Linked DNA regions of Homo sapiens: region 1 is linked to region 2. A link is a loop called in an ENCODE intact Hi-C map of the cell type or tissue named here. Cell type or tissue: GM12878. All regions are shown on one strand. Each heading gives the region's core, and the rest is flanking DNA. Links, peaks and the distances in the headings are about the cores only. Region 1 has its middle 23 kb from the start of HGF. Region 2 has its middle 100 kb from the start of HGF.

Region 1 (2,933 bases), core at 279-2,778, 81 kb before region 2:
TTGGATTTCTTTCTACAAGTGCCCAGCCTTTGCAGTCAGCTTTTGAGGGTTTAAATTCTGGTTCGACCACTTAATTGCCAAGACCTATTAGCAAGCTATTTACCGTCTCCTCATGTCATTTTCTGCATCTATAAAATGATGATTGATAATACTCATATATACCTTATATGGTTGTTTTAAAAGTTAAATAAAATAATGCATACTCGATACAGTGCCTGGCACTCAACACATTTGAACTATTATTATTATTATCAGTATTATAATTATTTTCTCAGGAAAGATTTACTGAGTGGAATTCTGTTAAATAAAAATTAGAATAAGTCTGTTCCACATTCTTTCCCAAGGAGAAAAATGGAAAGTTTTCAGAATGTCACCCATTCACAAGAATGTGTTGCCAAAGCCAAATGGGAGGGAACTAGAAAATCCTGAATGGAACTGGCTAAGCAGAAAGTATTAATATATTAGACTAAACAACAAGCCGGGTGATGTAGGGGAATAAGGCGTTAATATGAAAGCATTGGCTTGGAAATTCCTGGTTACCCATGGTCAAGTTGGATGAGCAGAAAGTGATGCAGCCCAGCTGCCTCCCTCACCACTGCTCCTCCCATGTTGCAAGCACTCTCTTAGGAGAGGCTTCATATCAGCAGCATTTAGTCTTACCTTTAGGTATTCTGTTCCATTTTATGACTAAATCTAAATCATTTCCTAAAATCTTCAGTGGGCTTCGTAAGTGAATTATCGGTGGCAGAATTTAACTGGTCTAGAAACGAGTGCAGAATCTGGGTGTTTTTAGAGACACAGATGCAGGGCTACTCTCAGTACAGAGACTAGACCATTAGTTCCGTTGTGTGCTTTATTTTGGCAACAAAGCAGTGAACTGTGAAACACTGAGCAAAACTTCAGATTGCTACCAAACAGAGAACGTCGTGATTTACAAAATGAAACATTTCATAGATAGTATGCGCAGTGAAGCCTCTTAAAAGGATTCCTCCTTTTAATCATGTTTAATATTTTATTCTTGTCGATTTTTCTAATTTACTTGACATTCTCTCAGCACTCTCGTTAACTACAAATTGTTGGCCATTGGTCTGACATCATCTTCTCTGATTTCCCAATACTCCTCTATGGTAATTGGGGTTTTTACAATGAGCCATCACATGGTTTTATCTGGTAAGTGTCTGTCTCTCTCACTTTAGGCTCCTAGCACGTTGAGGGCAAGGACTTTATTAATCAGCCATGTAATTTTAGTTCAAGGCACACACTAGATGAACAAAATATTAATGTTGAATATACAAATGCTAAATATTTTGTTAATAAAGTTTTGGGATTTTTTTTTTTTTTTTTTAGTATTTCTACTAATTCTCAGGCCTAGGCTTTAGAACTCTTCCAAGTTACTTTCTTAAATTCAGAGGTTTATTCAACATCTATCCCATTTCCAGAAAGCCCATTAACAATGTCCTTAATATGGTTCACCAATAATCTGCTTGCATACAATATTCTGAGTTGTATTCCCTTGTCTGCAAATAGGAATAATTATATCTATTTCTCAGATAATATATTAAAACAAACAAACATGAAACAAAAAAGGAAAGACCAAAAATTCAGGGCAGTAATTAGCTTTTACAAATGCAGAAGTTATTTTTGGCACTAAGGACTAACAGCAAGACAAGCAATCATCTTTGAGAGAGTGCTCACTGAAAGACCACTCCCAGGAGGGAAGATTTGTTGACCATATTTGAACAAACTCATTCTTTTTTTTTGTGGAAAGCTCTAAACCTACCTTTCAGTAAACAATCCACTGAATATGTTAATGAAGATGCCATATAGTAATCTTGCAAAGGACGAAAATAGGTATTTATATATCCAAAAATTTTCAATGGCTAATAATTACCTCAGGCTTACATCATTCAAGATACTACATTAGGTGACCAACAGTTTACTCTAGATTTGGCTGTTTCTCCATTTAGTGTAATTAATTCTGGATTAAACGTCTCCTCTTCTAAAACAATATCCTCTCATTAAGAAGTAGACTGAATATTGTAGATTCTGTGTTTTGAAATGCATTTATTTCCAAGAGAATAATATCATTTGTTTCTAAATATTCTTTGGCTTAATATAATTATTTGATCCTATATAAAATAGAGATAGATATATAAATTTCTCTGTATTGATTGCAGATATATATACATATATATGCTTTCTACATCAAAATGCACAAAATCATTTAAAATTTTCAGATTTATATGCCAACATATTTAGCCATGCCTGTAAGATCCTTTCTGTAATCTGTACTAATTTAAAAGAACTTTAAAATATACATGTTGACAGATTTTATTTTGAGACATGGTCTCCCTTTGTCACCTAGGCCAGAGTACAGTGGCACAATCTTGGCTCATTGCAGCCTCGACCTCCCAGGTTGAAGTGATTTTCCTGCCTCAGCTCCTCAAGTAGCCGGGATTACAGGAAAAGGCCACCACAATTGGCTACTTTTTGTTTGTTTGTTTGTTTGTTTTGTAGAGATGATGTTTTACCATGTTGCCCAGGCTGGTCTCGAATTCCTAAACTCAAGCAATCCACCCATATCGGTTTCCCTAGTGCTGGGATTACAGGCATGAGTCACTGCACCGGGCCAACAGATAGTTTTTTTAAAAAACCGAATTCCCTGATAAACCTTAATCTCCCTAAGTAGCGCCTTAATAAATTTCACATCTTTGTTGTGTAAAAATGCAAAGACTTTCAGGTGAATTTTCAAGTATAATGCAGATTGTCCAGTGAAGTTCATGAGATGCTACAAATGATAAAAGATTTTTATTTAAATTGATCTCAATGAAAATGTAGATGTAGCTTAGAAAATAGTCAAGATGCAATACAAAATAGAAAACTGAATAGAAAAGTTGTGTCCATATTTCTTTATGGCTGGGAAAAATAAATGG
Region 2 (2,933 bases), core at 138-2,637:
AGAGTGTGAGTGAAATAAGAGTCAAGAATGACTACAGCTGTTTTGCTTTGATCAGTGGAAAGAATGGATTCACCATTAATTGAGATGACCTTTGAATTATTTCAAAGGAATATAGAATACTCCTTTTACAATCCATACACAACTTAATTCTTCTCAAGAAACATGGTATTTATCGTTAATCTCTTGCAAAATATCCAGCAGGTCCTCCAATAATGTCATTTCATTCAGTGTTGTTTTGTTGTAGCATTGATGAGAAAATTGAAATCAATTTCAGGTGGGAGCCACTGTCTTGTGTGGTTTGCAGTCACCTCGTGTCTGTGTGGGTTTTCTCCAGGTACTCCAGTTTCCTCTCGTATCCCCAAGGGGTACATGTTAGGTTAATTGGGGTGTCTCAGTTATCCCAGTATGGTGACTGTGGGTGTGGGCATGAGTGCTCCCTTGAGGGATGGTGTCCTGTTCAAGGCTTGTTCCCACTTTGCACCTCGAGCTGCCAGGACAGGCTCTGGCTACCCACAGTCCTGAACTAGAATAACTGAGTAAATTACCTTACTTGTTTACACTAATCTTTCTTAAAGGTAGGTATAGCTCACATTTATCTCGATGTTTATTATTAGAAGTCTTTTGGTCTTTAGTTAGAGATTTGGTCATGTTTTTATGACCAGTAATGTGTGGTAGGAACTAAGCTCTTGTTTGTGTCAACCAGCCTATGGTAAAATTAGTTTTGTTATATGTTGTTTCACTTGAAGTCGCAGTTTTCAAGAACATATCTACAACTCTAAGTGAGGACTTGCTGTGCAAATGTGTTATGTATCATTTTGTTACTTTATGAGGACCCTCTAAATAGCAAACTAGTTGACATTTTCACAACTTACTCATTTTAAAAGTACACGGAGGGGGTGATGGGCACACCAAAATCTCAGAAATTACCACTAAAGAACTTATCCAGGTAACAAAAACCCACCTGTTCCCCAAAAACTATAGAAAGGAAAAACAAGAAAAGTACACAGGGTTTTTATATTATTTTCATAATACAATGTAAACCAAAAAGAATTGTTTGATAGCCACTCAGCCTTTAGACTCATTCATCAAAAACAAAAACAAACAAACAAAAAAAAAAACAAAAAAACACATTTCCGAGGAATGGCTGGGACCCTGAACATCATAAAACATACCATCAAGAGTACTTTTTAAAAATTCTTAGTTCGTGTGGTTAGGTCACTGACGTCAAAGCAATGATGTGTCTCACAAGAACAGATGTAAGTTTTCAGATATTTCATAATTGAAATGCATTGTTTTCTCAGTGTTTCAGTTTACAGTAATCAGAATCTGATGTCTATTTTAAAGAACCTGAAACTATTGCTATAAATGGCCCTACAATTTGCATAAAATATCAATGAATTGATGAGGTTAAGGTTCTCTATTTTCTTTTTAAAAAGTTAATTGAACTTAAAAACAACTTTATTAAATATTTATGTAGAGGTAAGTAAGTTAAATGATAAACAAACACTCTCATTCTCCACACATGGATTCATCAAAGTAAAACATGAATGTTGCCTTTAATGCCTCTTAATGCATGCTTTGTTTTGGCTATTTCCATCTGTATAGTTTTGTTTTAGAGAAATACTTAATGACAGGCAACTGAAAGACTAACTTTTTCATATGTCTTTAAAATTTCAAATGTAAAAGTGACACAGGAAGAGGACATCTAAGTGCCAGAAATAAGTGCCAGAGTAAATCTGAGTGCCAGAGTAAAAATCACCATTCCAACCATCACAAAAACATAATGTTTTATTAGGGCTTTAGAATGTAATGCATTTTTGTTGGAAATGTATTAATTTATGTAATTCTTACAATGATCCTATATGGGCCTATCTAATTAATAAGTGTGTATGGAACATCATGACTCAGATTATTATCTATTACATATAATCTATTAAAACAAATCTTCATTTTTACTACATATTCATATCTCTCTAGATATAAAGCTGATAGACCAGCTTTGGATAGATCCTCTGAACTATGCTATCTCACCTAAGAACTGAGTATAAAATGGTAACTTCTTGTTGCTTATTAACCAATACTTATTTAAAAATACAGTCATCAGTACTTCTTATAATGGTATCTGCACATACACTTTATGAATAATAATAGAATTTAATATACAATGAAATCTTGCTAACCTAGGAAGATATAAAAAGCAGATGTGAATGAATAAACGATTTAAATTGCCATTTTAATACAGTTGGTCTCAATAAGCAGCATTTTTAAAACCACATTCATGGGTTCTATAATCAGGTATATTATTAAAATATATATTTATAATTATTATTTACATATAGGTAGAACTCTGTTTTTCAAACTTTTCTGCCCCATTTTGTTGGCACTATTAATTTGCATTGAGTTTTTTTAAGTTTATCAGAAGTTAATTTAAATCTGGTTATCAAATTTTCAGTCTAAATTGATGGAATCTAAATTAATACCAGAAACTTGTTCTCAAGTGTCCTAATTCCATTCCTAACCATCCAGTCTTATTCATAATAACTTTATATCTCTCTTCAATCTATAGATTTATTTTCATATTTATCATATTACCACACACATTAGTCTTTTTACATCCAGTCTTGAATTGCTCTAAGTGCTTCTGCATACTGCAAAGATGTCTCTGAAATCCAAATCTGATGCATTAATTTGTTTTAACCCCTCGGGGATTCCTATTATTCCAAAGATAATATCCAATATCCTTAGTAGAGCTTTAAGGCCCTTTATCTTCTGGCCTCTGTTTATCTTTGCTCCTCATCTGCCCCAAGCTTTCTAACTCCTAGACTCTAAACCCCAATCAAAATCAAAACAAACCCCTCTATTTTTTGCCTCAGTCATACTGACTTCCTTGAACATCTTGCACTTAACTCACACTCCCTCGCTTCCAGTCTTTG

What was found. Peaks named below come from ENCODE experiments on the same cell type or tissue, not always from the same donor. Only the 100,000 strongest peaks of a DNase experiment are listed, where the experiment ranks them.
Region 1: a loop joins it to region 2, with 2.2 times the contacts of the local background. A loop is called at or near these places in 1 of 110 quality-filtered maps.

What each region holds. Positions count from the first base shown.
Region 1 is chr7:81,791,203-81,794,135 of GRCh38, forward strand. No RefSeq gene overlaps it. Among named protein-coding and RNA genes, the nearest start is that of HGF, 23 kb to the left of the region's middle. In GM12878, for the core only: no CTCF peak of the experiment used is centred there; no DNase peak of the experiment used is centred there.
Region 2 is chr7:81,872,475-81,875,407 of GRCh38, forward strand. No RefSeq gene overlaps it. Among named protein-coding and RNA genes, the nearest start is that of HGF, 100 kb to the left of the region's middle. In GM12878, for the core only: no CTCF peak of the experiment used is centred there; DNase peaks (open chromatin) are centred at 537, 547, 1,227 and 1,578; H3K27ac peaks cover 1,807 bases.